Regions from separate parts of the Homo sapiens genome. Here region 2 is linked to region 1. A link is an interaction called in ENCODE POLR2A ChIA-PET data of the cell type or tissue named here. Cell type or tissue: OCI-LY7. All regions are shown on one strand.

Evidence for each region. ChIA-PET counts read pairs that join two places held together with the same protein. Peaks named below come from ENCODE experiments on the same cell type or tissue, not always from the same donor. Only the 100,000 strongest peaks of a DNase experiment are listed, where the experiment ranks them.
Region 2: POLR2A ChIA-PET joins it to region 1 with 5 read pairs; 4 of 35 experiments call an interaction of 5 or more read pairs at or near these places.

Annotation. Positions count from the first base shown.
Region 1 is chr17:78,152,130-78,154,629 of GRCh38, forward strand. All of the region lies in intron 2 of C17orf99 (chromosome 17 open reading frame 99), which reads left to right. Among named protein-coding and RNA genes, the nearest start is that of C17orf99, 7.0 kb to the left of the region's middle. RefSeq lists enhancers at 1-202, 203-779 and a silencer at 2,236-2,305. In OCI-LY7, no CTCF peak of the experiment used is centred here; DNase peaks (open chromatin) are centred at 899 and 1,482; H3K4me3 peaks cover 680 bases; H3K27ac peaks cover 1,309 bases.
Region 2 is chr17:78,229,582-78,232,081 of GRCh38, forward strand. TMEM235 (transmembrane protein 235) reads left to right here and starts at 2,050. Exons shown (of 5, transcript NM_001395503.1): 1 at 2,050-2,500. The coding sequence starts at 2,443. In OCI-LY7, no CTCF peak of the experiment used is centred here; no DNase peak of the experiment used is centred here.

The sequences.
Region 1 (2,500 bases):
TTATTTAAATGCTCTTGCAGAGCAGATGAATTTTATTTATTTATTTATTTATTTACTTACTTATTTTGAGACAGGGTCTCGCTCTGTCACCCAGGCTGGAGTGCAGTGGCGCGATTACAGCTCACTAAAGCCTCAACCTCCTGGGCTCAAACATCCTCCCATGTCAGCCTCCTGAGTAGCTGGTGCATACCACCATGCCTGCTTAATTTTTTTTTTTTTTTTTGAGACAGGGTCTCACTTTGTCACCCAGGCTGGAGTGCAGTGGTGCAATCTTGGCTCGCTGCAGCCTCCACCTTCCAGGTTCAAGAGATCCTCCCACCTCAACCTGCTGAGTAGCTGGGATTACAGGCACATGCCACCATGCCCAGCTAATTTTTGTATTTTTAGTAGAGATGGGGTTTTGCCATGTTGGCCCGGCTGGTCTCGAACTTCTGAGTTCAAGTGATTCACCCACCTTGACCTCCCAAAGTGTTAGGATTATAGGCATGAGCCACTGCACCCAGCCAATTTTTTTTTTTTTTTTCTTAGAGACAGGATCTTGCTTTTTTGCCCAGGCTGGTCTCAAACTCCTGGGCTCAAGGGATCCCCCTGCCTAGGCCTCCAAAAGCTCTGGGATTATAGGAGTGAGCCACCACACCCAGACAAGCAGAAGAATTTTGAATTAAATGATAGGCCAGGCGGGTGGCTCACGCCTATAATCCCAGCACTTTGGAAGGCTGAGGTGGGTGGATCACTTGAGGTCAGGAGTTGTAGACCAGCCTGGCCAACATGGTGAAACCCCATCTCTATTAAAAATACAAAAATTAGCCAAGCATGGTGGCATGCACCTGTAATACCAGCTACTCAGGAGGGTGAGGCGGAGAATCACTTGAAACAGGGAGGCAGAGGTTGCAGTGAATTGAGATCGTGCCGCTGCACTCAGGCCTGGGAGACAAAGCAAGAGCCTGTCTCAAAGAAAAAAATAAATTAAAAAAAAAATGATAGACCATCCTTTATTGGCAGGCTGATCCATAAACTAAATAATCAAAAGGAAAAAACCACACAAGTCTTGAGAGGATATAAAGTGAGTGTGCGGCCGGGGACGGTGGCTCACCCTGTAATCCCGGCACTCTGGGAGGCCGACGGGGGTGGATCTCCTGAGCTCAGGTGTTCAAGACCAGCCTGGCCAACATGGAGAAACCCCAGCTCTACTAAAAATACAAAAAATTAGCCGGGCGTGGTGGTGCATGCCTGTAATCCCAGCTACTCGGGAGGCTGAGGCAGGAGAATCACTTGAACCCAGGAGGCGGAGGTTGCAGTGAACCAAGATCGTGTCACTGCAGTCCAGCCTGGGCGACAGAGCAAGACTCCGTCTCAAAAAAAGAAAAAAAAAAGTGAATGTCCCTGGTACAGTGTACTTTCAAAATGGTTCCTGTCTGTGAATTTATGCAAATCAAGCTTCTATTAATGAAGACTGAAATGGAAATGAAGAGAGAGAAGTTTTTCTTTCCATTTTTGTAAGTCAAGATCGTTTCCCTTCGCAAAGGGAACAAAAAGAAAGGGTGATCGCGTGTCAGCCCTGGACGCCCACTTCCCCACGTGAGGCAGGCTTCTGGCCCCTGCGATAGTTTCTGGACCATGAAGAGAAGGCCTCTTGGCCCTGAGGGTCAAATTGACTAAAGAATCAGCAGAGGCATCTGCAAGAGGATGCCCCAGAGGGTGCCTTCACCTCCAGATACACCTTCACTTTCTTCAAATCGAAGATTTTTCCATGAAAGCCTGTTTAGGGAAAAAAAAAAAGTATTCCTTCTTTTTTTTTTTTTTTTTTTTTTTTTGAGACACAGTCTCACTCTGTCACCCAGGCTGGAGTACAGCAGCACAATCTCCGCTCACTGCAGCCTCCACCTCTCAGGTTCAAGTGATTCTCATGCCTCAGCCTCCCGAGTAGCTGGGACTACAGGCTCGAGCCACCACACCGGGCTAATTTGTGTATTTTTAATAGAGACAGGGTTTCACCATGTTGCCCAGGCTGGCTTTGAACTCCTGGCCTCAAACGATTCACCCTCTCAGCCTCCCAAAGTGCTGGAATGACAGGCGTGAGCCACTGTGCCAGGCCTGAAAAAAAAAAGTATTCTTCCCCATCTAAAAAGGAGAGTCTGGCTGGGTGCAGTGGCTCATGCCTGTAATCCCAGCACTTTGGGAGGCCAAGGTGGGTGGATCACCTGAGGTCAGGAGTTCGAAACCAGTCTGGCCAACTTGGTAAAACCCCATCTCTACCAAAAATACAAAATTAGACAGGCGTGGTGGCATGTGTCTGTAATCCCAGCTACTCGGGCAGCTGAGGCAGGAGAATCGCTTGAACCCGGGAGGCAGAGGTTGCAGTGAGCCAAGATTACACCACTGCCCTGAGGCCTGGGTGACAGGGTAAGACTTCGTCTCAAAAAAATAAATAGGTGGGGCGCAGTGGCTCACACCTGTAATCCCAGCACTTTGGGGGGCTGAGGCAGGTGGATCACCTGAG
Region 2 (2,500 bases), 77 kb after region 1:
GTGGCGTTAAGCATTTTTTTTTTTTTTGAGATGGAGTCTTGCTCTGTTGCCCAGGCTGGAGTGCAGTGGTGTGATCTCAGTTCACTGCAACCTCTGCCTCCCGGGTTCAAGTGATTCTTCTGCCTCAGGCTCCTGAGTAGCTGGGATAACAGGCATGAGCCACCACTCCCAGCTAATTTTTGTATTTTTAGTAGAGACAGGGTTTTGCCATGTTGGCCAGGCTGGTCTGGAACTCCTGACCTCAAGTGATCCTCCCACCTCGGCCTCCCAAAGTGCTGAGATTACAGGCGTGAGCCACTGCACCTGGCCTTTTTTTGTTTTTTAAGACAGGGTCTCACTCTGTTGATCACAGCCACAGCTCACTGCAGCCTCAACCTCCTGCCTGGGTTCAAGCAATCCTCCCACCTTGGCCTCCCAGGTAGCTGAGACCACAGGCACAAGCCACCATATCTGGCCCTACGTAAGCTTTATGTGGGTGCAATAACAGATCTCAAACCAGCTCTCAGCTCAAGAGAAGGGGAAGCTGGGCACAGTGGCTCACGCCTATAATCCCAGCACTTTGGGAAGCCGAGGCAGGAGGATCACTTGAACCCAGGAGTTCGAGACCAGCCTGGGCAACATAGGGAGACCCCTGCCCTCCCTGTCTCTGAAAAAAAAAAAAAAAAAAAAAGAAAGGAGAGGCTGGGCTTGGTGGCTCACACCTGTAATCCCAGCACTTTGGGAAGCCCAGGCAGGAGGATCACTTGAACCCTGGAGTTTGAGTCCAGCCTGGGCAACATAGGGAGACCTTGTCTCTAAAAAAATAAATAGAGTGAGAGAGAGAAGGGGAAGTCACCGGGAGGACACACATGGAGCACGCAGCCCAAATGGGGCTCCTCTGTTCTCCCTGCAGAGTCAGTTCGTACCTTTCACATGCACAAAGGTGTTGATCCAACCGAAGCAATATTGATTCTTGTTATATTGCTTTATTGTGGGGTCAGTGTCAGAGTACCACGAGTTTTCATCACGCACCGTTCTTTCCCCAGCTGCAGTGTGTTTAGGGGGGGAACGAGGCCCCACCCCCTATCCCTATCGCCTCTGCCTTTATAACGGCTGCTACTCTCTGAGCACCTGTTGAGTTCTTTCACCTTCCAGATCTAATGTGCTATCCCCACCCCTAGAGAACAGGGCTGCTGGATGCCACATGGCTCCCAGAGAGGGGCTGTGGTCAGGGAAGCCCCAGCTCCAAGGGGGCTGGAAAACCCCAGAGCTGCCCACGTGCGGCAACACAGTCTGGTGCTGCAGGTGTGAGGACGGCTACAAAATACCTGAGCCATTCTGTCACTCTGTCTGAACTCTGTTTGAAATATTGTTTCAATAACTGCTAGGCTGGTTTTTCCTTCCTGACTATATTCCTCAAACCAACAAGAGCCTAGCAGAGGAAAGCATGGCCAAAACGCCCCAAGAAGAGAGCCTTGGCTTCACCTCCAAGGGCCACCATCCGGGAGGATGTCCTCAGACCTCTGATCCCCTCTCTGCAGGCTCTGCCCAGCCCTGTGTGGCAACCCAGAGGAAGCCTCCCCTTCGTTTGAGATTTAACCCCAGACCTTAGGCGATGGCTGCCCAGCCTGTCCCTTCCGCCTGTGTGGCTGCCCACGCGGGCGTTGCTCATGGGGCTAGTCCTGGGTGGATGGGTGGGGGCCTCTCGCCGGCTCCTCTGCCTCCCACCCCCACTGGCACCCCACGCCTGTCCTAGAAGGTTCTTTCTGCCTGTTTTCTCCGTGAGTGACTGGACAGGCAGAGGCCGGCCTTGCTGGAGGGGGCATTTGTAATTATGAGTGAATCCAAAACAAGGTTTTTTCCTTCCGCAGCCCCCCGCCCGGCTGTGGGGCCCAGCCACTGCACTTCACCGGATGCCGTCTGGTTGGTCCTCAGGACTGATACAGACCAGGACCCCAGGGCCAGCCCGTGCCAGGCTCCTATGCTTCCAGGAGCACGGGTGGGTGGTCCTGCTGCCTGGCCGGCCATCCTCCTGGGGTCGGTCTCTGGCCGATCCTCCCTCCTCCTCTCAAGCCCTGCACAGCCCGGCCAGGCAGGTGCATCTTGTTTGGCTGCTGAGGAGCCGGGGGTTCAGGGAAATTAAGGAACGTGCCCAGGGACCCGGGGCCAGCCCGTGGGGACGCTGGGATTGGAGCCCAAGCCCCAGGTTCGCCGCGCGGCTCTCGACTTCCTCTCCTTTCCCCCAGGGGCGAGCTCAGCGACCGCAGAGAGGTGGGGTCGATCTCCCTGCGACCCCAGGGGGCCCGCGAGGCCAGTGCGCGGGCAGGAGCGGGGACGTGCTCAGAAGAGCCGGGCGCCGCCGCGCCCGCCCGCCCCCCGTCCCCCGGCTCCCGGCTCCGCGCGCCCCCCGCCGCCCCCGGGGCCCTGCTACCCCCGACCCGTCCCCTCCCGCCGGCCGCCCCCATGGCCCGGCTGGGCGCGCTGCTCCTGGCCGCCGCCCTGGGTGCACTGCTCAGCTTCG